6 separate regions of the Homo sapiens genome follow, and all the other regions are linked to region 3. A link is a loop called in an ENCODE intact Hi-C map of the cell type or tissue named here. Cell type or tissue: mammary epithelial cell. All regions are shown on one strand.

Region 1 (5,000 bases), 510 kb after region 3:
AAATGCTCATCATCACTGGCCATCAGAAAAATGCAAATCAAAACCACAATGAGATACCATCTCAGTTAGAATGGCGATCATTAAAAAGTCAGGAAACAACAGGTGCTGGAGAGGATGTGGAGAAATAGGAACACTTTTACACTGTTGGTGGGACTGTAAACTAATTCGACCATTGTGGAAGACAGTGTGGCGATTCCATAAGGATCTAGAACTAGAAATACCATTTGACCCAGCCATCCCGTTACTGGATATATACCCAAAGGATTATAAATCATGCTGCTATAAAGACACATGCACACATATGTTTATTGTGGCACTAGTCACAATAGCAAAGACTTGGAACCAACCCAAATGCCCATCAATGATAGACTGGATTAAGAAAATGTGGCACATATACACCATGGAATACTATGCAGCCATAAAAAAGGATGAGTTCGTGTCCTTTGCAGGGACATGGATGAAGCTGGAAATCACCATTCTGAGCAAACTATTGCAAGGACAGAAAACCAAACACCACATGTTCCCACTCATAAGTGGGAATTGAACAGTGAGAACACTTGTTCACAGGGTGGGGAACATCACACACTGGGACCTGTCGTGGGGTGGGGGGAGGGGGGAGGGATAGCATTAGGAGATATATACCTAATGTAAATGACGAGTTAATGGGTGCAGCACACCAACATGGCACATGTATACATATGTAACAACCTGCACATTGTGCACATGTGCCCTAGAACTTTAAGTATAATTTAAAAAAGAAAAAAGAAAAAAGTTACAAAACCTTTTTCTCAAAAAAAAAAAAATTTAATCTAAATAGGGATTGAGTACCACAACTCAGTATCACACCTTCCTGAAGTTTATCCATTTTCTGTGACTTACAACCTCTTCTGCATCAGTGTTCATCCTTCCTTCCCTTCCAATAAGGGCTTGGTATATACTCATTGATCACCAAAAATTCAACCCTTTAACATTATATTATTTTATGGATATGTTAATTATTGTAATGAAAAACTTCAAATGTATAAAAAAAGATTATATAAGGAACTCCAAATTACCTATCTCCCTGCTTTAACAATTATCACATAATCATCTTATTTTGACTATACCTTCTCCCCCAGATTGTTTTGAAGTAAGTTGTCTTATCTGTAAGTATATGTTGCTTTTGCCAGTATAACCAACTCTGTTTTATGTTTGTTCCTTGGGTTCTTTGTGCAATTTTCATCATTTGATTTATCAGTTCCTATTCAGGAGTTGTGTCTTCTACTTTTGAACTTGCCGTGTGCATCTCATCATGATTACACCTTGCTGGAATTCAGTATATGTGAAGTATGATGTCTACGTACAAAAACCCAGAATGGAGCCAACAGGAAAAATAAAACTCTGACAACACGGTTGAGAGAAACAATACCACAGTCACCCACCTGTGTGTTGAAGAAAATCTTTAATCTTGTGTAGAATGAATGTTTAGGTAATTGGTTGGCTAATAGCTCCTCAGAACATTGAGGGGTATATAATTTTTGTATTATATACTACTTTAAAATAGGAAAACCCATTACCAACCACATCTTATATACTAGACCAAAATTTCTTAGTTAATGGATTTGCATTTTATCTGCTAGGAATTTGGAACTACCACTTAAGACTAAGACTATTGCGAAGTTTCTGTGACCACATCACCACTCTGTTTCTCAATCTTCTTGGAGGTAACAGATTCTTGTTCAACCTGCTGACTTACTCTTTCTTACCCTTAAAGCAATAGCACCACCCTGTGGCAAGATTTAAAATGTTTCCTCACACTGGCAAATACAACTTCCATCTTACAACTTTAAGATGCCAAGTGACTCTAGCGGACTGGTGAAGTTTTGGGCCTCTTCTCATATTAAAGTTTTTAAATGTATAAAATACAATACATGGAATTACAAAGGAAATCAATTATATGAAAATACTGTTGTGGTCAGGTGTCCATGGAATCTAGTTAGGAAGCCATAATACAAGACTGGGAACATGACATTTTGGTTCCTTCAGAAGCAACTCCTCTCTGTTCTCATAATTAAGGATCATTATTCTAGTTGAGTTTGCAGATAGGCTTTCAGGAATTACATAATGGTTTTGGCTCTATCTCTATAAGTATTTATATGGTTTATGAGAAAGGAAAGGTTGTTGGAGACAGTAGGGGAGTTTATAAAATAGAAAGCATCTACACAGTGAAAACATGTTGGGTTTTGTATCTAGGTCCTTTAAATTATTGAAGTTTAGATATTCTTGCCAAAAAGGAAGGATAGATTCCACAGAGTGCTCCTGAAAGGGTAGTCTCAAGGCATAAGGGCTTATCCTGAATGCTTTTATGAGGCTTACAAAGTAAAGCAAACTCGACAATTAATGTTATTCAGCCCTGCTGGGTAAATTTGCTCCAGATGCCTCAGAATTAAGTTCCCTCCAAGGGCTAATGAAGTAGCTCTAGGTGCCACTAGAGGGCACTGTGAGGACTCTGTTGCCAGTTAGGTGAGAGGAGCTATTGGACGGCGGCCCCCTGGAATGGGAACTCAAGGAAGAGGCAGGAAGGAGAGGACTCAAGGTGCAGGAAGGAAGATAGTTAACATTGCAGATCTTAGTTTATAAGTAAATAGTAGTAATAAAGCCTTACCAGATATTTCAGGCTCCCCCATCTACTGAGTACATGGTAGGACTGCACTTCTTAATCCTCCTGTAGTGGGTAGGACCATATGATTGGCCCTGGCCAATATCCAATAAGTTGTCAGCAGGGATGGTATGTATCTCTTTTCTCCTCCTTCTCCTCCCTCTTCTTCTCCTCCTTCTTCTTTTTTAAACTTTGTAGAGACAGGGTCTCACTATGTTTCCAAGGCTAATCTTGAACTCCTGGCCTCAAGCAATCCTCCCGCTTAGGCCTTCCGGAATACTGGGATTACAGACATGTATCTGTTCTGCACCAAGCATTGAATTGTTGGTGCCAGACCCTCCAGAGTTCTCTTTCCCCTTGACATAAGTACTAACAATATTCAAGATGGTAGCTACTCTGTCAGCCTGGGTCCCTGAGTAACTACAATGGGCAGAGTCCCCCTGCTGATCCACAGTGGACAAGTAACATGATTCAAAAATAAATCTCATCTAAAACCACAGGCATTTGGGGATTAATGCTTACTGCAGCAGAGCATACATAACTTTGATTATCACAGCTAGGTACTCAACCAAGTATTTGCATGTTCAATCCTCTCAATATATTTATTTTTTCCTTTTTTCAGATGAGAAAATTGAGGCTTAGAAACTGTAAGGACTTACCCAAGGTCATGGAGCAAGGTAAGTCCTTTGACCTTATATCATGCTTCTTAATTACTATGTTATACTACATACCAAGACCAGTTAGAATCTGTGTTACATGTTCCCAATAAAGAAAGGAGAAATTCATGGAGCCAGAAATGCAAGAGGAAGGATCACTGAACCTAGCTTCTAGCCTATGGATCTTGAGTTACCCTCAATATTTAGCAGATAAGAGTGCTGCCAATCTCTCCAATAACTTGAACTGGATTTGTCTTCTTTCTCCACAAACTCTCCCCTGGTTTTGCAAATCTTCCACCCAGATCCCTTGCCTCCAGTTCCTCCCTCCTCCAGTCATCTCACTTCTCACACTGCCTTCCACATCATCTTTTAAGTCATCATCTTAGCTCCCACCAGGACCACCTAGGGAGCTTTTCAAATACACATGCATAATTCATGCAGGGCCTGAGCAAGTATTTTTTTTCATATGTGGCTACAGTAGAAGACCCTAATATGAAAGACTGATTTTCATGTTTCTATACTATCAGGTCCCAGTTAACCTTTTCTCACTTATTGTCCACACAGTGCTCCACAGGTCATTTACAATAGAGATTATTATCCCTTGAATAAAACATTAAGAATATATTTATGTCCCCAGGCCTCTGCTCCAGTTGTTCCCTTTCCGTGAAATTTCTTCCTCATCCCCATCGGTAAAAATTCTACCATCGCTCAAATGTTTCCACCTTCATGTAGTACCCCCTTGCTGTCCCAAGTCACAATTCAGACTTGATTCCTTGGGCTCTTACAGTATTCGGCTTCTATCTGTACCAGAGTTTTGATAATTCTGTCTTTATTACATTTATTTATACATGTCTGTCTTCCCCACTAACCTGTCAACTCCTGAAGGGAGGGGCCCAGTGTTTTGTTTTTGGTTTTTGCCCAGTGTTTTTTTTGTGGGGGGGGGGGGGCGGGGGGCAGGGATTGGATTTATTTATAATAAGAAAGGCTGAATTGAGAGCTTACTTTTTTTTCCTAAAATTTAAAACAGTACTAGTAAAACCTTACCCTCCTCAGCTGACCTTATTTCAGGTATAAGAGTACAAAGCTTCTAGGTAAGCTGCTCTCATGATGTAAGAGCATGACTGATAGCACCAAGCCTGTTTAAATTCACTGAGAGCCAGGAGAGGTCACATAGCAGAGGCATCTAGTCTGAGCATGTTTTCAGACTCCAAGTATTTCCAGTGTTATTTTGTCTTGGGATTCCACAAACTACCTCCCACAATGCTTAATATCTAGCAAATACTCATTATACTTTCAAATGCAACTTACTTTGATGAATTTATGTATTTATTCATTTATTCCACAAATATGTATTGGAGTGCTGACACTGAGTGCTTACTTTGAGCGAGTCACCAGAGACACAGACAAAATGTCAGCCTTCATTAAGTCTACATTCTAGTGGAGGAGGCAAACAATAAACAGGATGAGTAGGTTATATACGTAGTATGTTAGAAGATAAGTGCCAAGGGGAAACACAAAGCAGAGATGGTAGATGAGCATCAGTTTGAGTGGTTTGTGTGCACATTAAAGTTTGAGGAGCTGTGCTCTAAATGGAGCCATCTTTACAGGGATTCTTTGCAGAATAATGAATGGAGATACATGCCAGATCCCAAAACAACTATTTTAGGAAGCAAAGAGATCCCGGGTCAGTTTCTTGAAAATTCAGA
Region 2 (5,000 bases), 74 kb after region 3:
AAAACCTTAACCCAACTCTGCCCCTAGGAACTCGAAATAAGCCTTAAAAGTAAAGTGCTGAAGTTAAGAGTTTGCTTTATGCATCTGTTCAATTTCCAGAAAAAGTAGCAATATAAGATGGCTACTGTTTCCTCGAGCCCACCCACAGTAGTTCCTTGCAACAACCCTGCCTTGAAAGCCCAGGAAGAATGACAAACAAGATGTCATGCCAGATAGAGCACCTTATAAATGCCATCATATCTGTTGCCTTCTTCAGGAGCATATTTGCTGATCTTCCTCCCTTTAAAACTGCGTATCACTCTGACTGGCTTACCAGCTCTCCAATTCCGAGACTCTGCTCCAATTTTATCATCCAATGGAGCATCACAGTTTAGGGCCAATGCCCTAAAAAACAACAAAGAAGTCTTTATACCATGTAATTTTTCTTCAAGTACACAATCGAGTCATTAGCTCAATTAAAAGGTGAATTATACCTTACCTGATGGTTAAGATTCTATGATTCTTTCCATATTATTCCAGATAATAGGATTATGCTTTCCCCCACCAGCAGAGAAGACAAATCAGTTTTCTGATGTCACCCCCAAGCCAGGGGATTGGTTCTCAGATAGCCTGTAGGGTTCTTCTGAAAGTAATAACATCTGTGCCACGTATAATAGAAAACAACTAGAAATACATGGAATTTTTCTTTAAATAACGTTTGTTGGGGGAAGGGAGAACGTTGGAAAACTAAAGCAAATGATTTTTTCAATAGTGATCTTTGGTAAGGGTGTAAGGTGAATTGCTGGAATAATGTAGAAAGAAATCCAGAAATATAAATTTGTCAGCAAGGTACAAATGACCTTCCCAGGTCTACTTTCCACATTCCAGACAATAGAGAATCCTTAAAGTTTAAAAGATATTAAGAATAAGTGGTGTATGAGAATGTTCTTTAAAGGTCTCCATAAAAAGATAAATTTCAATAAGCCTGAAGCATCCAAATGCCTGTGCTAATGACAATGAAGACTTCTGGCTGCTTGAGATCACTACATTTTACTGATAATGCATTAATGCATGGTCAAAGAAGAACACTGAATTGGAAGTAGTACCTGACTTAGCTGGAACTTATTTAGTATATGCATTCACCTAATAGTAGTAAATCAATGAGCTTATTAGATGTTAGAAGACCTTACTCTTGGGAGAACCTAGTTGTACCAAAATCTGTATTTAAGTTATTTTTACTATTTTAAAATAACAATTTTAGAATCAGTTTAAAATTAGCATTTTCCTCTAGGACACCTACGTCTTAAGTGAAAAGAAAACACTGAGAACACTTAAGGTTTAAAAAACAAACAAAAAACAGAACTATACCCAATCTGGTGAAAGCAGATATGACATAAAATACTTCTTCAGGGTTTAATTCTTTTTATGCAGGCTCAAGTTAAAAAAAATAGACGTCAAGAAAATGACTAACCTATTGAAAAGAAATGTCTTGACCATAATTATATTTTTAGTGAGTAAATAAACTTGAAAGTATTTTGTTTTAAAAAATAACTTATATAGCTGTGGTCAAAGAGTTGAAGCTTCCCAAGTTACCTTTTTTTTTTAATCTAAAAGGAAGATGCATTAAAATTCTGAGAGGTAGAAAAAAACACAGCCATCAACTCTAGGGCTACTATTACGTCTTACAGAATACCTATTGAGATATTACACCTATTTTATCTTAAAGAGCTAGGGTAAGTTTCATTCATGTCACTGAATGGAATGCTTTAATGCTCACAGATACCTTCAGTCATAATTACTGCCACCACTAACTGGCACTGTCAACTCACTTCTGGCTTCAGATAATTAGGCTATTCAAGTATATGAAAAGAGTCCAAGAGGATGAAACTAGGCAATACAGCAACAAAGCTCCTCCATTAATCTATCTGCCACTCAGCCAGTCAGGTGCCTCTGACTGCCCTGATAAAAGATGGCCAGGTTACTTTGCTGCCCTCTTCAGTTTCTTAAAGTTTGAAGAGCTGGGAAGAAATAGGAATAAACTCAGAAGCAAGAAGGTGTCGAACTACCTCTTAGCAAAGAAGCAAAAATGAATTCAACCATACACTACTGGGCAAAGAGTATACTATGGGTCAGAGCAAAGTGCCTTTCACCTCAGTTTTCATGTTTGTAAGACATACAGGTACCTTTGCCCAAGCACTTTTACAATCACAAGGCGTATTCACAACTTAACGTATAAACTGACCAGATGTTAAAGTCTCTCTGATAATTCAATCCTAAATTGTTTTCAGTTGATATTTCATTTTCACTATCTCCTCTTTATAGAAAACATGTTTACTGCTTGTCAATTATTTTCTAATGAGATTGTAGCGGTACTTATCAGATTGTCCAAAAGTGTGAAAGGAATCTTAACATGTACATTACAATGGTGGGTAGTTATGAAGGAAGTTCCTTTCAAGCAAAATTATCGATTATTAAAGGGAAAAATAATTTTCAGATTTGACAACTTGAAAGAGTCCTTTTGCAAATTTGAGATACATTTTCATTGACAAAAACACATCAAAATATTTATTTTAAGACACTCTTCTTGAAGGACTGCTTTCTTGCTAGAAAAGAATAGCTAAGCTCCTGTCTCAAGAATGTTTTCACCAGCAAATCTGACCTGTCTCCTCTGCTGGTTCAGTAAAAATAATCCTACTATCAGAAACAATATAGAACACATAAAAACAGAGATTCTATGTAAATTGATACGCATGAAAGTCTTGAAATCATACTGGTATATTCTTTACATCACACAGTAATCAGAAATTAAGGGGACACTACTTAAAACTGAGTGATTTAGACTCAAAGTGAAAAACACTCACTTTTACTCAATCGACAAAATACCCTTAGTAACAGGATATAAAAACTGTTAACTTTATGAAATGTTCACAAAAATTTCAGCAGGACAAACTATAATGTGATTTTTGCTATCTGGTGGTCTGGGTTACTTATTAATATTGGTATTAGCATGCATTTATAAAATAAAACATTTTGAAATTAATAAATTTTCTGTACCCACGGGAGCTGAGATGTCATTAGTATTTCTATAGAATAAAGATCAGCACACGGTGGCTCTTTTGTAATGTCTTAAGGGGATTTAGTTAGAAAAGATCACTTTTGTAACTAAATGAACATTCCCTTTAACAACTCTTAGAAGATATCTGATTAGCAGACATTCTAAAAGTACATTCAGTACAGATCTGATTAAGTTACCTTATGTTTCATTTATGTACATAAATGTGGCTCCCAAACATAACTTTATTTCAAATTACTGAGTTTACTCTAAAAAGGAGTTTGTCACTTTTAGCTTTGACCAATGGAGTAGTAGACAAGCCACCTTATTCTCAATTTCACTTAAATTACACAGGCTCCTTTCCTTCAAAGTTGTTAACATTTTCAAATGCATATCACATGTATTCAGTAAGACTAGAAATTATGGCATTTAAAAAATAACAGTATAAAGATATGTTAGGATGCTGAAAAACAATTACATAATCAGGCACTGGAATTTTAATTTCAGATCTTTAACTCCCAGTTTGAAATTCTCCTCTGCAACGTAAGTTACAATTTACAGTCCTATAATGAAACTTTTATTCAATGTTCAAATTCTAAACAGTGTCTATAGTAGTACCTGTTCATGTTTGTTAATGTTTGATCAGCTGAAGGTGCACCAATTCTTTTGTTACCAGCAAGATTTTTACCACCGCTTCCAGTGTATGTGAACTCATCACCTCGGTCCTGTCAGAGAAGATTTTCTTTATTAAGAAAGCTAAACCCAAGTATAATTTCATCAATTCTTATTTCAGAGTCAAAACATTTCATTAGGATGTTATGAGTTGACATTTTCTCTTGAGGCATCTCCCAAAATAATGCAAAATTTAAATGCAATCTTGTGTGTAGTATACTTTCAAGTCATATAACTTGACCTAACACTTTCACTTTAAATTATACTTTTCAACATCTCCAAATATGGTTAGTCTCATGCTATATATGTAGTAAAATAATCAACAGAATGTTACAAACAAGGTAAGGTCTTATGGATTTAAATATTATATTTTATTCAATTCAATGTTAAAACTTATCAATACTAGCTTGTAGGTTCTTTATAGATAATACCACTTCAACAAACACTCCATAACCAAATTTCCAACTGACATCTACACCATACCTAAGTGTGCTGCCTCAAATTTCAAATTCTGGCATTGACAATAAATAAGTACTACAAAAGCAAATTTACCTAAAAACTTCACCTTAACTTTTTTTTTTTAAACAGAGTCTTGCTCTGTCACCCAGGCTGGAGTGCGGTGGCACGATCTCGGCTCGCTGTAGCCTCTGCCTCCCAGGTTCAATCGATTCTCCTGCCTCAGCCTCCCAAGCAGCTGGGATTACAGGAATGTGCCACTACGCCTGTCTAGCTTTTGTATTTTTAGTAGAGATGGGGTTTTGTCATGTTGGCCATGTTGGTCTCCAACTCCCGGTCTCAAGTGATCCACCCGCCTTGGCCTCCCAAAGTGCTGGGATTACAGGCATGACCCACTGCGCCCTGGCTTTCATATTAAAATTCTAACAGCATAGTTAAGTTCCCTTTATTTCACATTCTGTGGGTTCACCCATATCACACATTCAGGTAAAATAATAGCCTCCCATTAAGAAGAAATTTGGAAAAAATTTGAAAAATCTAAAAGTAGTATAAAGTATCTACTAAATGTAAAAAAAAAAAAAAAAAAAAAAGCCAAAAGCTCTCCAATTACTTCTATAGCAGCTACAAATTTATATGGATATTATTGTCTCTATCTGATTCAGTACTTGAAACAAATTAAGAAAAGTAACTATCAGTGCACAATTAATCCTACTAACACTAGCAAAATAGTGATTCTTTAATGCAAGATCATTTTAATTAGTTTAGACAACTTAGACAATGATGTTTTGTGTCTACTAAATTCGTATTATAGAAGTCAATTATTTATACTTTGTTTTTCCCT
Region 3 (5,000 bases):
TTTATTCTTAGTTATTGTTGTTAATCTGTAACTGTGCCTAATTTATAAGTTAGATTTTATCATAGGTATGTATGTATAGGAAAAATCGTAGTACACCTGGGTTTGGGTGCCATCCATGGTTTCAGGCACCCACTGGGTGTCCCGGAAGATATTTCCTGCAGATAAGAGGGGGCTACTGTTAATAAGCCTTGCCATCAGATGAACTGATTTGTGCCAGTTTCTTTCTTTTTTTTTTAAAAAAAGTAGCTATTCCAGTTACTTTGCCTTTACATATGCATTTTAGAATAATCTTGCTTGTGTCTATAAGAAAATCATTATTTTGGGGGAGGATGATGTATATTTTAGCTTCTAAATGTTACATTTTGTACAAAGGGCTGTATGCTGGATGCTATAGATATTATAGGTAGTTGAAGGGAACAAATTCACCTCATATTTAAACTTATAATTTATCACTCATAAAATAAATATTTTTCATGAAAAGGTATCATTTTAAATGTAATAAAATATTTTTTTTAAAAACATACCCCGAGAAACTTTTTTTTTTTTTTTTTTTGAGACAGAGTTTTGCTCTTGTTGCGCAGGCTGGAGTGCAGTGGTGCGATCTCAGCTCACTGGAACCTCCACCTGCTGGGTTCAAGTGATTCTCTTGTCTCACCCTCCTGAGTAGCTAGGATTACAGGCACCTGCCACAACGCCCAGCTAATTTTTGTATTTTTAGTAGAGACGAAGTTTCGCCATGTTGGCCAGGTTGGTCTCGAACTCCTGACCTCAGGTGATCTGCCCGTCTCAGCCTCCCAAAGTGCTGGGATTACAGGCATGAGCCACCATGCCTGGTCAAGAAACTTCTTAAGAAGTTCAAATATAAGAAGTAAAATAGGTCCACTGCTTATAAATAACTTCAATGGGAACTTCACTGAAATCACACACTAAAGGTGGCCATCCGTGCACAAACTATGATGGTGTGTTAAAAACTATAAAATGATTTTCAGAATATTTAGGGAAAATTAAAACAAAAATAGATATGGTCAATCTAGATATTTAGTAATTCAAAAATATATAAATCTTAATTTCTTGGTACTATAATTTTTAAAACTTTAGAATCCACAGCGTGGTCTTTTCTTATGGCACATTTTTAACATCTTTTGACTTGTATAAAAATACAACATTCTATTTGAGAACACAAATACTGTTTTCTCCATATAATTACAATGTGATTCAGTGGGAGTTTTGGTGACTGCTGGTGTTCACCATAAATTATTACTTTAGTGCATTCTGCAGTCTTGCAAAATGGGTTTCATGTTACTTTTTGCATATATAAAAAGCATGCAGCTACAGTGACCCATGTCCAAATATTCCAAAGCAGTCACCATCTGAGAAATTGCTTATGGTGTCTATAAAGTTAGCCACGATGTTTTTTAATCCCCCCGGCCATGAGCCTGAGTCTCACTCTGTGGCCCAGGCTGGAGTGCAGTGGCGCGATCTTACATCACTGCAGCCTCCACCTCCTTGCTTTAAGCGATTCTCCTGCCTCAGCCTCCCAAGTAGCTGGGATTACAGATGCACACCACCACACCTGGCTAATTTTTGTATTTTTAGTAGAGACAGGGTTTTGCCATGTTCGCCAGGCTGGTCTCGATCTTCTAACTGCAGGTAATCCGCTCGCCTCGGCCTCCCAACGTGCTGTGATTACAGGCATGCAGGCATGAGGCACTGTGCCTGGTCTGCAACATCCATTTCTTTTTGTTTGTTTGTTTTTGTGATGGAGTCTCACTCTGTTGCCCAGGCTAGAGTGCAGTGGTGCGATCTCAGCTCGCTGCAACCTCCGCCTCCCGGGTTCAAGCAATTCTCCCGCCTCAGCTCCCTGAGTACCTGGGACTAAAGGTGCCCACCACCACACCCAGCTAATTTTTGTACTTTTAGTAGAGATGGGGTTTCACCATATTATCCAGGCTGGTCTCGAACTCCTGACCTTGTGATCCACCCACCTCGGCCTCCCAAAGTGCTGGGATTACAGGAGTGAGCCACCACGCCCGGCACAACATCCATTTCTAATTCTCAGTATGTTTGGCTAGGGTTCTTAGTAAAGGGAAAGATAAATTAATTTTTAAAATCTTTAAAATTTGTTTTTTCTTTGAACTCCCGTTCCAACCTTGGCAAAGGAACTTTTAGCTCTTCTGAACTATCACCCTCACCCTATCTCTGCCATGTCATCTACAAATTCTTTTTTTTTTTAAGTTTACATTGAGTATTGCTCCTGAACTTGCACACCTGTGATGATACACTGATACTGAAAGGGCCTGGGTTATAGTCATCACAATACTGTTGAATTCCATCAACTCCAGCTGTTTTCACCTTGTGGGCTCTTATACCTGTTATTCAGTTGTTCTACTTTTTCTGGTCTATTGAATTTCTTGTGGATTCTTTGTAGAATGAATCTGAGTTTTGGAAGAAGTTGTCTGCTCAATTTCCCCATTCTGCATTAAGCAGCAGCTCCTTAATCAGCCTGAGTAAATGCCATACACTGGAGGGTCTTGTTTTTCTTTTCTTCTTTTTTTTCTTGAGGTGGAGTCTCACTCTGTGGCCCAGGCTGCAGTGCAGTGGTGTGATCTCGGATCACTGCAACCTCCACCTCCCAGGTTCAAGTGATTCTCCCACTTCAGCCTCCCAAGTAGTCTGGATTACAGGCATGCACCACCACGCCCGGCTAATTTTTTGTATGTTTAGTAGAAATGGGGTTTCACCATGTTGGCCAGGCTGGTCTCGAACTCCTGATCTCAGGTGATCCGCCCACCTTGGCCTCCCAAAGTGTTAGGATTACAGGTGTGAGCCACCACGCCCGGCATGGAGGGCCTTGTTTTTCTAGGACAGTTTAAGCTGTGCTCACATAAACTTGGTGTTTCTGAGGCTCCCCGTTCACTGGCCAGCCCTGCAGCTCCAGACCATTCACTACTTCATTTTAAACAGATGTCAGAAAAGCACTGACCTAGCCTGTCCTCCATATATAATAGTTTGTTGATGGTTGCTTAGTCTGGGTTATGTAGATAAGCAATTATTTTTCATAAGACTTTTCTACCAACAGGTGGCACTAACAATTTGTTTTACTAATGCCCCAGTAGTAATCCTTGTGTCACATTTGAATATATCATTTGCACTTTTTGGGTTGAAACATAGCTGATTTTTATAGATGTTTAAGGCCAGAGAGAGAGAGAGAGAGAGAAATCCAGCATTTCTGATCAAGTCTTTAGCATATAGTCTTTCTCCTACACTACTGGCTCATAGCCAGTAATCTGCTTCTTCCTTCATTCCTAGTCTACACCTTGATTGGCCTTTCAAGAAAGTCAGATGAATAGAATTCATGAGAAAAACATAGGGGTAAATATAAAATGTTTTTCTTGAGGTTCCTTACTGTAGGGGAAAGGATGACATTCATATTGATTGCCTGTGCTGGAGGAATTCAATTTTTAAAATATTTACTAAATACTTATTGCAGAACTACTACATGCAGAGTACTGTTCTATATATTCCCTGTTGAAGAATATACAGAACTCTGAGAATTAGACCCTACTGTCAGAGCTTATGCTCTAATTGAGATAAGACAGGCATACAAAGTAAATGTGAAATCGGTAATAATTTTCTATGTCCAGTACATGTATAGGATATTAATGTCAGATAAGATTGTAGAGTAAAATGCTATGATAATTTGGAGGAGGTAGAGGATTATTTCTTTAATCAATCTATCAAATATTTTTTATGTCAGTGTTCTTGGAATAGAGAATACAATTGTGAACAAGGTTGACAAAATTCTTGCCTTCAGGGAAGGCCTCTCTGAGGAAGTGACAGAGCTGGATTGGTGGCTTTAGGGAAGGCTTTGCAGAGAGTTGTAGCCAGTTGAAGAATGGGCAGGATTTGGCTGAGAAGCATTTGACCTTGATGATCTCACTACACATCACATCTGCCCTGTGTGATGGGTACTGTTACTATCCCCATTTTACACATCTCTCAGGCACATAGGCACAGGGAGATGAAGTTACTTGTGATGTGAGTGGTTTCCTGAAGCACGGCATATTCATTTTCTTGTCCTCAAAATGAAAAAACCTCAAATAGGCTAGGACTTGTTTTTCAGAAGCCAGGAAAACAGAAGAGCAGTCTTTGCCTTTCTTCTTGGAAGAGAGCGGAGATAGCTGCAGCTGACTCAGTGCGGGTGACGAGGAACGGGGTGACTCAGGTCTTGTAAGACAGGCTTTCTTTCTTCTTTTCTTTCTTTTTTTTTTTATTTTTTATTTTAGCTAAACCCCCCAGTTCTATCAATCAGACAAGACTTCTGCTAGAAAGAAAATCAGCATTTGCTCCCACAACTCTCCGTCCTTGGAGAGCACAGTGTGCTCAGAAGAGCAGCACTGCTTGCAAAGGGAGCCCGTAGCTCTGGGAGGCAGGCTGACTCCACACCCAAGTCTTCATCTGTCACTGTTGGCCATTTGGCATGTAGCACTCAGACCTCAGTTTCTTTGTGTGCAAAATGGGGGTGATGGCATGGAGAACATACACATTTTTTAAAATTCTTACCGATTTTCTGTGGGTAACATTAAAAAAAGTTATTTTATTTTTAAATTTTCATTTGTTTAAAGTTTAAATTTTTGTATCTTTTTTTAGTATTTAATTTTTGCCTTCAGCTTCGCAGACATACACATTTTGAATGGGACTGATACATCTATTACTCATTTCCCTTCCCTTCCTGCACAGGGTACTGGGAACATGAAATAACAGTCTACGATTGAGTCAGCATTGCTCACCGGAATGTTAGTCATGGCATATGCCCTGAAAGTGGTGCCTTCCAGGACCGTTGAGATGAGGATGGCCAGCCCCTAACAGCCATCTGCATCCGGGGCCTGGGAGAGCCGAACCTGAGACTGCCAGGAATGGTGTCACATTAAAAGTGCCTCATTCTTTTGGGGCTGATCAGGCCCTTGACTCGATATTTGGTAATACTAAGAAATTATAGA
Region 4 (5,000 bases), 680 kb after region 3:
GGACAATTGGGCTTTTTCTGTTGATTAATGCCAGCTGCAGGTGTTGTACTATTCGGTGCAACTCATTGATTTGCTGAGCATACTTCTCAGATATAATGGTTTCACCGGGATTCAGAAAGATGTAGTGGATCAGACCAGCAGAGACCACCAAACAGTGACCATGACCTTTTTTCGGTGCAAGTTTGGCTTTGGGAAGTGCTTTGGAGCTTCTTCTCAGACCAGCCACTGAGCTGGTCATTGCCAGTTATCATATAAAATCCACTTTTCATTGTACATCACAACTCAATTGAGAAATTCTTCCTTGTTGTTGTGTAGAATAAGATAAGACAACATTTCAAAAAGACCGTTTTTTAAATTTTCACTCAGCTCATGAAGCAACCACTAAATGAGCTTTTTCACATTTCCAATTTGCTTCAAATGCTGAACAACTGTAGAATGATCGACGTTGAGTTCTTCGGCAATTTCTAGTGTAGTTGAAAGAGGATCAGCTTCGATGATTGTTCTCAACTGGTCGTTGTCAACTTCCAGTGGCCAGCTCCTCATCTTCCAGGCTCTCATCTCCTTTGCAAAACTTCTTGAACCACCACTGCCCTGTACATTCGTTAGCAGTTCCAGGGCCAAATGCATTGTCGATGTTGCAAATTGTCTCTGCTGCTTTATAACTCATTTTGAACTCGAATAAGAAAATCACTTGAATTTGCTTTTTGTCCAACATTTCCATAGTCTAAAATAAACATACAACAAAGAACAAGTGATGTCTTTAGCAAAAATACATAAAGTGAGAAATGCCCATTAAAATGATGTATAACATAACCACATTTATTTAAGAATGTATTTAATATCAAACAGCAAAGTCCGACAGTGCAAAAATCACAGTTACTTTTGCACTCACCTAATAATTGACCCCAGAGCTGATTCTACTTAACATCATGATCTATCTTGGACAGCCCAGAAGCATTTCAGTGGGACACAACAGTCACCTTTGCTCACCAGCTCTCCATAGCCATTGTGAACAAACAAAACAAAGAAAAAAAACCCCACCGGAATATGACAGTCCTAGCAGCTCAAGACTTAGATTAAATGACCTCTAAGGTCCCCTTTCCCATAATACCTGAGGACCCATTCCTTTCAGATCCTGTGATTTTTCTGGTTTCCATCGTGAGCTATGGACAAAGGCTGTCCTGTGTAAGGGCAGTACCAACCCACCAGATACTGGATAGTCACCACTGAAAATGGTAAGGGAGAAAGAAAACAAAGAAGGGTTGATCTTTATTAGGCAAGCCAGGGAGAGCCTATCTGTAAAGGAGGGAAAATTTAAACTGAGACCTAAATGGTAAGAAGCAGTCAGCCATGAAAAGATGGAGAGAGAGCATTTCAGAAAGAACAACCAGTTGGAGACCTTGAGGCAGAACAATAGACCATGACTTAGACTGAGTTCCCAGAGTGGAGGCTATCTCAGGGAATTTTGTGCAAAAATTGGGAAGGATATAAGCCCCTTGTGTCAATAGATTTGGAGAGAGCAACTCCAACCTGAATTTCAGGGTTATGCCTGAAAATCCCAGAAAGTCCTGGTGGTGAGTACTAGTCTACAAAGAGGGATGCAGTTCTGAGCTGAAAAGTCCATTGCACTGAGCTGGGTTCTATAATAGCCTGGCCCATATATGACTGGTGGCAAGACCACAGAGGAGGGAGTACTGACCTGGATCTCAGGGCAAGGTGAAGTTCCCAGGTCTCATTCAAGTTCTCTGGTGATGTGAGCTGACTTGGGGATTGAGTGTGCCCTGGCATTCTTCCAGGGTGGAGACAACAGGCAGCTGGCATCATCCCCTCCCCCAGAGGATGCTACAGGACCAGACTCAGCATGCTGGGCACACAATGGCCAGTCTGGGAACATGCTCTCCAGCTTGTTTGAGATATTTTTTGGTGGGTGGGTTGGGGGACAGTCTTGTTCTGTTGCCCAGGCAGGAATGCAGTGGTGTGATCTCGGGTCACTGCAACCTCCACCTCCTGGGTTCAAGCGATTCTCCTGCCTCAGCCTCCTGAGTAGCTGGGACCACAGGTATGCACCACCATGCCCAGCTAGTTTTTGTATTTTTAGTAGAGACAGGATTTTGCTATTTTGGCCAGGCTGGTCTCGAACTCCTGACCTCTAGTGGTCCGCCCACCTCTGCCTCCCAAAGTGCTGGGATTACAGACGCGACCCACTGCACCTGGCCCTTGTTTGTTCTTTGAGCTCAACGAGGGAGACCTGACCAGCTCTTTCACAGGCATCCCTTTGGGTCTTTGAGTGGTTTGCAGCTTCTGAGGTGCCTGGCCCTTTCAGGGCTATGTGAACAGGATAAGCTGGCGATCGCTTCTTCAAATAGGGGTTCCCTGGGCACCTCAACTTGAAAAACCTACCACATCCTGTTTCCCGGAAGCCCCCTAGAAGTTCCCTCTAACTAGGCTCTTAGTCTCTGTTTTTGAGCCGGCCTTGGGCCTCAGAGTCCACACCAAAGCCAGCCCAAGTCAGGCCCTACCTGCCTTCATTTTCAACACTTCCAAGTGGCTTCCTTTTCTCCCCTGGCAATCTAGTCCCAAACTAACAGCAGGAGCTCTAGAGTCCAAACCACTTGCACTTCATCTCTTCAGTGTGTGTGACCTTGGGCAAATCTCAAACCTCTGAAAGCCCCAGTGCACGCATCTGAAATGAAAGGGATAATAGCAGCATCTGCTTCATAGGTTCATGGTGAGAGTTAAACGAGATCCTGTTGGAAGTGCTTGGTACAGCACGTGGCACAGAATACGCCTAGCAACAATAGTGTGAACTGTTACTGTGAGGCAGCTCAGCCCCCACACCAGCCCCAGGGTTAGGATTTGTACCTGCTAGACCTTGCTGGCCACTGACTGGTTCTCTGCTGCCACCTAGTGGGCTTGGCCACCTGGCATCACAGGCCCACCTCATGAAGGGGCCAGAGATGCCTCTTTGGCATCTGCTTACAGTGCTCAGGAGCCAGAATCCTCTTGACTCATCCTGCTTGGGGCTTAGGCCCTCTTCAGTGCTCCCCACAATATTGTGAGCTTTTGATCTCTCACACACCCCGCAGAGGTATTGCTACAAACGAGGGTTGATAGCCGGCTGCTCGGGCTTCCGCTTTCGGTCCCCGCTAGCCATGCGTCCACTGTGTTCCCTTTTGGGAAGGCTACAAGCCCCTGGCTCAAAAGATTTGGGGAAAACAACTTCTACCTGAACTTCAGGGTTATGCCTGAAAATCCCAGAAAGTCCTGTTGCCCTTTCATAGGAGGAGCTGAACAAACAGAACTGGCTCTTCAGAAGGCAGAGAAGGCAAGGCCACATCCCAGTCACTACTGAGTCCTCACCCCGTAAGCCTCACAGGTGCCTTGAATCCCAGCTCTCATTATTATCTGTGAGACCTTGAGCAAGTTAATTAACCTTTCTGAGCTATTCCGTCTTCATCTGCAACATAGGAATAGGGAATAATTACAGAATTGCTGTGAGAATTAAATGAGATAACATATGGGCCGGGTGCGGTGGCTCATGCCTGTAATCTCAGCACTTTGGGAGGCCGAGGTGGGCAGATCACCTGAGGTCAGGAGTTCAAGACTAGCCTGACCAACATGGAGAAAACCCGTCTCTACTAAAAATACAAAAAAATTAGCCGGGCGTGGTGGTGCATGCCTGTAATCCCAGCTACTCAGGAGGCTGAGGTAGGAGAATCACTTCAACCTGGGAAGTGGAGGTTGCAGTGAGCTGAGATCGAGCCATTGCACTGCAGCCTGGGCAACGAGAGTGAAACTGAAAAAAAAAAAAGAGATAACATACGTCAACTCATCTAGCACAGTGCCTGGCAAGTTGTTCATTGAGAAAGGCTAGTGCTTCTGCGAATTCCCTGTGAATGTACAAACAGTTCGGAGGGGGTGCCCAGTCCTTGGGGTGAGCCTATGAACTCATGGCCATGGCTAATTGTTAATCAGCTAACAAGCGCTTGCTGTGACGTAAAGAGACCCAGGACAGAGAGGTTCTGATGGTGAGGGGATAGTGGCGAGGTAGAGAAGGGAATAGAATCGAGGCATGGCTAGGCAGGGGTCGAAAGGGGAAGCCCCAGCAGCCAGGAGGGTGGAGGAAATGGAGGACCACAGGGACTCCCTCCTCCCTCAGACACCCGAGAGCAAGAGCTGTGGCCTGCTGGCCTCGGGCTGGCCTTGAGTGTGGCTCCCTCTCAGGAAGCAGCAAAGGAGGCTTCATCAGTTCCCGGGCTCTATTAGGAAAGGGGTTCCAGGTGAACACGGGCACAGAGCTGGCTGAAGTCTTGAGAACATGGCCCAAGTCTCGCAGGTGAGCAGAGAAGAGCACTAATAAATCAGAAACGTGGTAAATCCCATGGCCATTTGTGACTAGTCACAGGAAGGTTGAGATTACAGGAACGGATTAAAATGACCTTTGGAGTGGAAAAATATTGAAGAGTCAACACCAGGGTTCACTACAATATCTAATAATGCTAGAGCCACCCCAGATTCTTGTCTAGGGTACAGTGGGGGTATTGGTACAGAAGAGGCTTGAGAGGAAGATGGGCTGTGTTTGTGTCTGGAAGGTAAGTAGGGATCACCTTCATAGGCATGAGATGAAGGCCAGTCCAGTGGAAGTTAAGTAGGCATTCACCAACCATAACTTCGGGTGAGGACGGGAAGGTGACATCCCAGTGGTTTAGGGCTCAGGGCCCCAGACCGGTCTGGTGAGCTTCAGGGAATTGTGAGTCGTTCCATATGGCTGGAGCTCCAAGTGCAAGAAAGGGAGTGGCAGGCCTGAGGCCCCGGTCCTGGGCGCCACAGGGCCTGGAATACCACGCTGAGCCTTTGGACTGATCTTGTAGGCTGTGTTGAGTCACAGAACGGTTTTAAGCAGGGAAAAAAATGGGTTGACCAGACTTGCAGTAAATCTATTTTCCCGTGTCATGAAGATATCTACCTCCCAGGTGGCCATGAGGATTACCTGTATTGTT
Region 5 (5,000 bases), 420 kb after region 3:
TGTTTGTATTTTCTGTAGAGATTGGATTTCACTATGTTGCTCAGGCTGGTCTTGAACTCCTGGGCTCAAGTGATCTGCTTGCCTTAGCCTCCCAAAATGCTGGGACTACAGGCATGAGCCACCACACCCAGCCTGTTCTTCTTATTCTAAACTTGTAAAGTTAGGATGTTGATTTGACATTTTTCTTGTTTTTTAATGTAAACAGGTATAGCTATAAATTTCCACCCACAGACTACTTTTGCTTTGTCCCATAAGATTTAGCATGTTGTGTTTTCATTTTTATTTGTCTATAAGTATTTTCTAATTTCCCCTGTGATTTTTACTTTGGTTGTTTAAGAGTTTGTTGTTTAATTTCCACAAATTTATACATTCTCCATTTCACTTCGGTTATTGATTTCTAACTTTATGTCATTTGGTCAGAGAAGATACTTTGTATGATATCCATCTTTTAAAAATCTATTGAGACTTAATTTGTGGCCTAACATATGATGTATCCTGCAAAATGTCCCATGTGCACTTGAGAAAAGTTTGTATACTGTAGTTGTTGGAGAGAGGATTGTGTATATACCTGTTAGTCTGGTTGGTTTATTGCATTGTTTAAGTCTTCTGTTTCCTTGCTTATTTTCTGTCTGGTTGTTCTCACCATTATTGCGAGTTGGGTATTGAAGTCTCCAACTATTGTTATAGAACTATCTCTTTTTCCCTTTCATTCTGTAAGCTTTTGCTTTATGTGTTTTGATGGTCTGTCCTTAGATGGGTAAATGTTTATAATTGAATATCTTCTTGCTGTGTTGGGTCTTTTATTAATATATAATGTCCTTCTTTGTCCACTATAGCCCTGTAAGTTTATTTCGCCTGGGAGCAGTGGCTCATGCCTGTGCTCCTAGCATTTTGGGAGGCCGAAGCAGGTGGAACACTTGAGCCCAGGAGTTCTAGACTAGCCTGGACAACATGGTGAAATGCCATCTTTACAAAAAAATACAAAAGTTAGCGGGGCATGGTGACGCTTACCTGTAGTCTCAGCTACTTGGGAGGCTGAGGTAGGAGGATTGCTTGAGCCTAGGAGGTCAAGGCTACAGTGAGCCAAGATTGTGCCACTGCACTCCAACCTGGGTGACAGGGTGAGACCCTGTTAAAAAAAAAAGTCTATTTTGTCTGATATTATTATACCCACTCCTACTGTGTTTTGGTTACTATTGGCATGGAATATTTTTTCCATGCTTCCACTTTTAATCTGTTTATATCTTTGGATCTAAAGTAAGTCTTTTGTAAACAGTAAATAGTCAGACCATGTATGTATCCATTCTGCTAATCCCTGTCTTTTGATGGTAGAGTTTAATCCATTTGCATTTAAAGTATATACTGATAAGGAGAAACTTAATTTTTTTCATTTTGCTATTTGTTTTTTATGGCTTATAGCTTATTTGCCTCTCATTTCCTGCATTTATTGACTGTCTTCTTTCATGTTTAGTTGATTTTTTGCAGTGAAATTTTAAAATTTCTTTCCATTTCCTTTTGTGTACATTCTTTAGCTATTTCCTTTATGGTTTAATGGGGATTGCACTTAACATCCTAAAGTTATAATACTCTAATTTGAATTTATACCAGTTTAACTTCAATAACATACAAAACTCTGTTTCTTTACAATTCTGTCCCCACCTCTTTCCGTTGTTAATGTCATAAAATTACATCTTTTTATATTTCATGCCCCAAAACATAAAGTAATAATTTATTTACATACATTAGTCTCTTAAATTATCTAGAAGATTGGCCAGACATGGTGGCTTATGCCTGTAATCCCAGCACTTTGGGAGCCCAAGGTGGTTGGATCACCTGAGGTCGTGAGTTTGAGACCAGCCTGGCCAACAAGGTGAAACCCTGTCTCTACTAAAAATACAAAAATTAGCTGGGCATGGTGACGGGCACCTGTAATCTCAACTACTGGGGAGGCAGAGGCATGAGAATCTCTTGAACCCAGGAGACAGAGGTTGCAGTGAGCCGAGATTGCACCACTGCACTCCAGCCTGGGCAACAGCGCAAGATGCGATCTCAAAAAAAAAAAAAAAAGTAGAAAATAAAATGTGGGGTGATAACCTACAGTTCATATTTGGCAGTTTACTTTAAAAGTAAACAGGGCTTCTTAAATTAACCTATCTTGGGGCAGTCTTGTGATTCATGGCAACATCCTGTTCATGAGTAAAGAATCTTATCTGAGTTTCTCAAATTATTGACGTATAATGATTAATTTATAACCTACTGACATCAAAAAGGCTGCTGATTTGTTTCTGAATCATAATGTTTTGGTGATTTGTTTCTGAATCATGAAGTTTCACTGATTGTCTTGTGCATAGAATTTTAACCTGTATGTTGCCCTGTATGTCATACTTTGCAGCCAATCTTTGTGTTGTACCCTCCAATGAAAAAGGACAACTTCACTATGAGGAGCCCCTCTCCCTTCTCCTAAACTTACTTATAAAAGCCTTCCAACTTGTAACAGATTCTGGAACACTCCCAACTTTCTGATGTGTCTTCCCAGGTTGATCCTCACATTTGGCTTCCAATAAACCTTTATCAAATTATTTCTGCCTCAACAGCCTTAATTTCTGTCAATAGGAGTTACAAGCCAAAGTTAACAATAATACTAGCTTTTAGACTAATAGTTTTTAACGTATGAATCTCAAACCATGCAAAAAACAAAAAATGGAGTTACAAACCATTGTTACAATAATACTAGCTTCTATAATTGTCCATGTATTTACCTTCATTGAGATTTTTATTTCTTCATATAGCTTTGAGTTACTGTCTAGTGTTCTTACATTTCACCTTGCAAGACGTAAGCATTTCTTGCACGGCAGGTTTAGTAGTGAACTCACTCAGCTTTTGTTTATCTGGGAATATTTTAATTGCTTCCTCGCTTTTGAAGGAGAGTTTTGCAAGATAAAAGATTCTTGATTGACAGGTTTCTTTTTCTTTTCGCACTTTGAATTTATTAACCCACTGGCTTCTGTTTTCCAAAGTTTCTGATGAGAAATCTGATGATATTCTAATTGAGGATCTCTTGTAAGTGACAAATTGCTTCTCTCTTGCCACTTTCAAGATTCTGTTTTTGTCTTTGGTTTTCAAAAGTTTGATTATAATGTGTTTTTGGGTGAGTCTCTTTAAATTCTTCTTATTTGGAGTTTGTTGAGTTCTTGTATGTTTATGTTCAAGTCTGTCATCACATTTGTGAAGCTTTCAGCCATTATTTCTTAAAATATTCTCTCTACCCGCCTCTCTCTCTAATCTTCAGAGACTCCCAAAATGTATATGATGGTGTCCTACAGCTTATCTAGGTTTTATTTATTTTTCTTCGGCCTTTTTTCTATTCCTCAGACTCAGTGATTTCCATTGTTCTATCTTCACCTTTCACTATTTTTATCTTCTGGATGCTCAAGTATGTCTTTTAGTCCTTGTAGTGAATTTTTTATCTTGGTTTTATTTTTCCACTCCTTGCTTTCTTTTTGGTTTATTTTTAGGTTTTTCTGTATCATCATTGATTTTTCCATTTTGTTCATGTATCATATATTTTTTCTGGTCTTTCTTCACATCTTTCTTTAGAATATTGAGCATCTTTAAGACATCTGTTTAAAAGTCTTCATCTAGTATATCTGACATCATATCTTTTTCAGGGATGGTTTCTGTTGATTTATTTTTTTCTTTGAATAGACCATACTTTCCTGGTTTTTGTTTTTTTTTTTTGTATGTCTTGTGATTTTTTTTTGGTTGACATTGAAAACTGGACATTTGAATCTAAAAATGTGGTAAATCTGGAAATCAAGTTCTTCTCCTTTTCCAGAGTTTGCTAGATTTAGTCATTGTTTTTGTTTACTCTTTTTTATTGTTGTATGTCTGATATATATAAACTTAAGGTCCTTTCAGGTCTTTTCTGAGCCTGAGCCTTTCCCTGGGTATGCATGGTCACTTTCTAATTTCCCCCTCTATGAAGTTGTTTCTGAAAGTCCTAGTCTTTAACGTCTGGTTCCCAAAAGGGAATCAAAAATATTAAGGGGGAAAAATGGCCCTGGTCCTTTGAATCCCCTGGAAGTCATCTCAGATGGATGGGAGGGGCTTGCAAAAAGGGTAGAGGTGAAACAATAGCTGTTCACTTCTTTGTCTGTACCACTGTGATCAGAAGCAGTGATTGGCAATCCAAATACAGATCCCCAATATTTGGAGGACAGGATCCTTTTTGTTCATTCTGGCTGCTTCAAGCTGCTACAGGAACTCCCAAAAATGACCCCAGAAGCAAGACCTAAGATTTAAAAGAAAACAGAGCTATTGGAGACTGTGAAGGGAGATACTTTGAGGGACAAAGCTGACCAAAGGAGGATGGTAGAATAAAAACATGGAAGGAATATGGATGACATTATTAAACCAATGAATTATGTATACATGGAGAAACCCTATATTGGAACTTCTTGTGTAAAACAACTTTTCCCATTCTGAGAGAGAGAGAGAGAGCATGTGTGCATGATTCAAGAAAGAATAAAGTGTATCAAATTCTGTGGGGTGGTCAAGTAGGATAAGAATGGAAAAGAGTCCTTTAGTTTTGACTATAGGAAGTTCATTGATGATCATAGTAAGAGCAGGTCAGTCTTTCATGAGACTCGGCTGCACTCTCTTACCCTTGGAATTTAGGAAGAGACACACCTCAGGAGTTGTTACTAAAAGGATATCTGTGTAAGTTGGTCTGAGTAAATTTCCTTTGCTCACAACCAAATGAATTTTGAATATGAAGTGTTATTTTTTGGAAATGTTAAAACAGGTTGAATTGAGAAGACTTAGTGAATGATTGCCACGGATGATAGAGAAAGATAGAGATTGTGACTGGCTTCTTTCACTTAGCATTGTTTCAAGGTTTGTTCATGTTGTAGCATATATCAGTACTCTATTCCTTTTAATAGCTGAATAACATTCCATTGTATGGATAGGCTACATTTCATTTATCCATTTATCAGTTG
Region 6 (5,000 bases), 210 kb after region 3:
GCAGGTCATCTATATTCCTACAAGATGTAATTCCTGTTCTTGATGCAGACTGCATTATTCATACTCTACTTCTAAAAGATGCTTGCTTAAAGAATATCTATTGCACAAAAAGTGTATATTATTTTAATTTTAGAGGTTTTTTTAAACTGGTGATAATATTCAAGAATGCCTTCCTTTAGCAAATGGCCTCTTCCTTATAGAGAAAACCTTTAGAAATGCTTTGCATGTGATGTTGCATTATACAGAAGCCCCTGGGCAATCTTTGGTAATAATGGCTAATGTTTAATAGTGGCAGCAGAACTTCTGCCATTTGGGAGGCAACAGAGTAGCTAAGAACTTGGCTCTGAGTCAGGTGGACCTGGATTCAAATGTCTGCGGTGCCATTTATAAGTTATGAAGACTTGGGCAAGTTCCTTAACATCTGCCTTGATTTTCTCATTTGTAAAATGGGAGTATTAATTCCTTTCTCAAAGGGCTTTACTGAGAATTAGAGAAGATAATATATGTGAAGTCCTTGGCACATAGCAAGTACTCAAATGCATGATATGGACATTTACTGGACTCTATCACTGTCCTCACACTGATTAATAATCTTTAAATATTTGCAGAACATAGGTGCAGTGGCTGTAAGCTGAGCTACTTGAGAGGCTGAGGTGGGAGGATAGCTTAAGCCCAGGAGTTCAAGTCCAGCCTGAGCAACACAGTGAGACCTTGATTTCTAAAAAAAAAAAAAAAGTGCAGGACATTTCTTACATGTGAAAATGTTTGTTACTGAAGTGTCATATGAAAAAGCCTGTTTTCAAATCATGATGTAGTTTCTTTTTTTCAGAAAAACTTGCAGTGTGGAAATATTCTCATGTACTAGAAATTGATTCCATTGTTTTGCTAAGGGCCTCCCAAAAAGGATAAATATGATTTGGTGGCCTAGCTTGCATATAAACAATGAGCTAGAGCTCACTTAGTAATGGCATCTTTTCAGGGTTAACTAGACTTTCAGCTTCACTGAGAAGACTGCATGAGTCATTTTCTCTCTGTTTCACGTGCTCTTTCACACAGTTATGCTAAAGCAGCTAAAATGCAGTTTAATAATTTGAATTTAGACAAACTTAACTCTCTGAACTTCAGTAAAGTGTATTTGTATCAGATATGCTTTAGTTTTCATGATCAAAAAGCCCAAAGAAGCTAAAATTAAACTTCCTTCCGACTTTTACTCATTCCTTTACATTTCTAAGCAAGTGAGACTCAAAATCATGGCTTTGATTCTATAGGAATCAGTGAATGTGCCAGCCAGAGGCCTCAGAATTCTTTAAAACCTGACCAGAAGGAAGGGAACGTATTTCTTGATCTCCAGAATGATCAAAAGGCAATATGAAAAGCTCTCAAGCAAAAAGGATACAAAATTATTCCTTGTCTTATGAATCTAACAGGTCCAAAAGATGTCAATACATCTTCCTCCCTCATTTGAGGGTTACACAAGCAGTCCCCATGTCAGAATGGCAGAATTCCAGCGGTTCGTTTGCAGAAGTAAGTTCTGTGGGACTCAGGATGCGTTCTCCATAGTAACCACATTATGTCTGCCTGGTGGTTAGCTAGGTTTAATCCATAATCCTCTGAAGTAGAGTTCCAGAATTACAGGACTTGACCACCTCATTTTTTTTTTTTTTTTTTTGAGATGGAGTCTTGCTCTGTCACCAAGGCTGGAGTGCAGTGGCACGATCTCGGCTCACTGCAACCTCCATCTCCTGGGTTCAAGCAATTCTTCTGCCTCAGCCTCCCCAGTAGCTGAGATTACAGGTGTGTACCACCATGCCTAGCTAATTTTTGTATTTTTAGAAGAGACGGGGTTTCACCATGTTGGCCAGGCTGGTCTTGAACTCCTGACCTTGTGATCCACCCGCCTCGGCCTCCCAAACTGCTGGGATTACAGGCTTGAGCCACTGCACCTGGCCCATGAAGAGTATTTTTATAGGAAGATGTGTGGGACCAGCTAAGGATGCCAGGCATGGGGGAATCTTCCTTTCCCCAACTTCCCTCATTTCTGAGCCTCTGTAGCCTAGGGCAGAAAATTCTCCCTAGAAGATGATTGGGAGGAAGGTAATGAGATGTGGAGCTGGAGGCCTTCAGAGTTTGGGAGTTGGAGGATGCCACCTCGTGAGAAGCTGTGAGTCTTTCTTGATCAGCTTGGGCAGCTCCTGGCTTACTTCCTTTCTTTTCATCTGCTGACCCTCAACATTGATCCTCTTGCTTCTCCCTTCACTGCCACAAACAACCTCTTCCTTGAGAGAAGCATTTTTCTCTTCTCATTTTAGATCAGAATAGAGTCCCCTCTACTTGCCTGGCTTGGAAGTAAATACATGGATTTAGTCCCATACTCTATGGAGTTAAAAAATTTCCCTGACCCTTTTCTTGTATTGCAAATTATTTCTACAGGTAAGGTTTAAGCCCTCATTAATGGCAAATATTTTTCAACTTAAGGAACTGGTGTAAAATTCATCCACATTTCAGGGGGAATCCTAGATTTAGGCTTTCATAAACATTTCTTCAAGAGTTGTGGCTGATGGAGGTATGGGGGTGAAGAACATCACAATGAAGTTTGTGTAGTGCAGAATAGTGTAAAATGACCATGTGAGTAGCACCCCCTTGTGTTGAAGAAGAGGTGTGAGTGTGGGAGGTTGCTGGAAGAAGGGGTGTATTACAGATATTCTTTTTATTCCTTTTCGCTAAATCCCTTCCTGCAGGGGCAGGAGCCCGGGATGCAGGGTTGGGCTGCTCAGAGACTGCTGAGTAAAGTAATTCAAGAGACAGTACCTCGGAGTAAAAACCACAACTAAGATGCCATCAAAAGGGACCATGGAGAGAGGTGAAATTCAAGTGGCAAAGGGATGGACAGTAGGGGAAGGTTGGCCCAAGCAAGAGATTTCCAGTGGAGTCTGAAGAGACTCCTTGAGCTGTCACCTGGAAGAGCACGCTAAGGATTTTCTTTTCTAAAACTCTGAAGTTCTAGAAGGGAAGGAAACTTTTTTTTTTCTTTTAGAGATGGGGTGTCACTCTGTCACCCAGGCTGGAATGCAGTGGTGCAATCATAACCCACTGAAGCCTCGAACTTGAACTGAGGCTCAAGCAATCCTCCCACCTCAGCCTCCCTGGTAGCTGGGACCACAGGCATGTGCCACCATACCCAGCTAATTTTTGTTTTTTATAGAGACAGGGTCTTGCTATGTTGCCCAGGCTGGTTTTCAGCTCCTGGGCTTAAGCGGTTGTTCTGCCTCAGCTTCCCAAAGCACTGGAATTATAGGCATGAGCCACTATGCTCAGGCAGAAGGAAACTTTTGAAGGAGCTGAGTAGACTTGCGTATCTTTCCTTAGATCACCATCAATCCTGCCTGGGCTAAGGTCAAAAGAGTGTCAGAACAGAATACTTTAAAGCATTCTGGAGGCAACACCTGAGCAGGTGAGGTGAGCAGAGGATTAAGAGCCAGGAGGCTGGCCGGGCGTGGTGGCTCACGCCTGTAATCCCAGCACTTTGGGAGGCCGAGGTGGATGGATCACGAGGTCAGGAGATCGAGACCATCCTGGCTAACAAGGTGAAACCCCGTCTCTACTAAAAATACAAAAAATTAGCCGGGCGTGGTGGCGGGCGCCTGTAGTCCTAGCTACTCGGGAGGCTGAGGTAAGATGGCGTGAACCCGGGAGGTGGAGGTTGCAGTGAGCCGAGACCGCCACTGCACTCCAGCCTGGGTGACAGAGCGAGACTCCATCTCAAAAAAAGAAAGAAAAAAAAAAAGAGCCACGAGGCTTAACAACCAGATCTATGGCAGAATTAGTCTTTGGCTTCCTTCATGCTCTTCAGTTTTTAGCGTCTTAAGATGCCTTCTTGGTTTGGATGAATTTGCCTTTCTGACTCCAGCTACCCTGATCTTTTGTTGAAGCTGTAATTTGTCATCATGCTTACCCCATTTCTAAGCATAAGCCAGGTCCCTCTTCTTGGCTCAGCCCTGCCTCCTTCCTGTCCCATGGAGTTTGGTCTGAGGAAGACTCAGTCAATTCCTGAGCTTTCTTTCTTCTTGTCATTTATTTATTGATCACTTGCTGTGTGTCGGATACTGCACTGAATGCTGGGGATTAGGGATTCAACATATAAATTTGGGGAGGGACGTAATTTATTCCATACAGATGTGAGGGAATTAGCTATATGGATATCCGAAGGAAGAACATTTATTTTAATCACATACAAAAATAATTAGAACCTCCATTGCCTTTCAGACAAGGCCCAGGTCGATTAGTTGGTTGGAGGGTCAGGTGTTATAAATATGCCATATAATGGATAAGGAGGGTGGTGGTCTATATTCAGAATCCTTGTTCAAACCCCATTTCTGCCACTTATTAGCAGTGTGTTTTTGGGAAAGTTACTTTACCTCATAGGGAAGGAAAAATATCTTTCCTTCTACCTATTTTAGGTTCATGGCTAAGGTCCCTGTAACAACATGCAGATTAATAAGAGAAAAGCCCGCAAATTTATTTAATGTAAGTTTTACATGACTTGGAGACTTCATACAGAAATAAAAATCTGAAGAAACCATTAAACCTGAGGGTTGTGTGTGGGTTTTTTTTAATGCTAGGTTTGATGAAGAATGGGTAGTTGTGGAGAAATATGACAGGAAAAAGGGTGTGATCTAATGGTAATAAACTGGGAGAAACTTAGCAAGTCCTTGGAATCTTAACAAGTCAGATTCTTCTCTGTGACCCTTTATCTTCAGAGATAAAGATGTTCCTCTTTCCCAGGCATAGGAAGACACTTCTCACATGAGGGTCTTATAACCTGCTTCAGGGAAAGGTCAGAAAATCCTTCCTAGGTTTTATGACCTGCTTGATGGGAGAAGGGAGGGAGATGAGGAAAGTGAGACTTGCCTTCCTGCTTCTGCTGTTTTCTCAAATTTCTTTTCTTTCCTTTTTTTTTTTTAAAGGGATAGGGTTTCACTCTCTTGCCCAGGTTGGAATGC

What was found. A loop is a pair of places that touch in the nucleus more often than their neighbours do. Peaks named below come from ENCODE experiments on the same cell type or tissue, not always from the same donor. Only the 100,000 strongest peaks of a DNase experiment are listed, where the experiment ranks them.
Region 1: it touches region 3 in a loop (14-fold over the local background); 17 of 110 quality-filtered maps call a loop at or near these places.
Region 2: a loop joins it to region 3, with 7 times the contacts of the local background. A loop is called at or near these places in 9 of 110 quality-filtered maps.
Region 4: a loop joins it to region 3, with 4 times the contacts of the local background. A loop is called at or near these places in 7 of 110 quality-filtered maps.
Region 5: it touches region 3 in a loop (7-fold over the local background); 2 of 110 quality-filtered maps call a loop at or near these places.
Region 6: it touches region 3 in a loop (19-fold over the local background); 95 of 110 quality-filtered maps call a loop at or near these places.

The regions. Positions count from the first base shown.
Region 1 is chr9:6,052,166-6,057,165 of GRCh38, reverse strand. No RefSeq gene overlaps it. Among named protein-coding and RNA genes, the nearest start is that of RANBP6, 39 kb to the right of the region's middle. In mammary epithelial cell, CTCF peaks have their summits at 1,771 (motif pointing left) and 2,468 (motif pointing right); DNase peaks (open chromatin) are centred at 1,725, 2,485 and 4,445.
Region 2 is chr9:6,492,582-6,497,581 of GRCh38, reverse strand. UHRF2 (ubiquitin like with PHD and ring finger domains 2) reads right to left here. Exons shown (of 16, transcript NM_152896.3): 10 at 3,650-3,756; 11 at 222-384. Among named protein-coding and RNA genes, the nearest start is that of UHRF2, 82 kb to the right of the region's middle. In mammary epithelial cell, no CTCF peak of the experiment used is centred here; no DNase peak of the experiment used is centred here.
Region 3 is chr9:6,566,408-6,571,407 of GRCh38, reverse strand. The region is part of intron 15 of GLDC (glycine decarboxylase); the gene reads left to right. Among named protein-coding and RNA genes, the nearest start is that of GLDC, 77 kb to the left of the region's middle. RefSeq lists an enhancer at 4,011-5,000. In mammary epithelial cell, CTCF peaks have their summits at 3,086 (motif pointing right) and 4,427; DNase peaks (open chromatin) are centred at 3,147, 4,137 and 4,797; H3K4me3 peaks cover 269 bases; H3K27ac peaks cover 2,690 bases.
Region 4 is chr9:5,884,193-5,889,192 of GRCh38, reverse strand. It overlaps a transcript of BRD10 not described here. Among named protein-coding and RNA genes, the nearest start is that of MLANA, 4.2 kb to the left of the region's middle. In mammary epithelial cell, a CTCF peak has its summit at 2,905 (motif pointing left); a DNase peak (open chromatin) is centred at 2,872.
Region 5 is chr9:6,150,867-6,155,866 of GRCh38, reverse strand. No RefSeq gene overlaps it. Among named protein-coding and RNA genes, the nearest start is that of IL33, 62 kb to the left of the region's middle. RefSeq lists an enhancer at 1,982-3,181. In mammary epithelial cell, no CTCF peak of the experiment used is centred here; a DNase peak (open chromatin) is centred at 2,266; H3K27ac peaks cover 694 bases.
Region 6 is chr9:6,351,932-6,356,931 of GRCh38, reverse strand. No RefSeq gene overlaps it. Among named protein-coding and RNA genes, the nearest start is that of TPD52L3, 26 kb to the right of the region's middle. In mammary epithelial cell, a CTCF peak has its summit at 2,643 (motif pointing left); a DNase peak (open chromatin) is centred at 1,011; H3K27ac peaks cover 905 bases.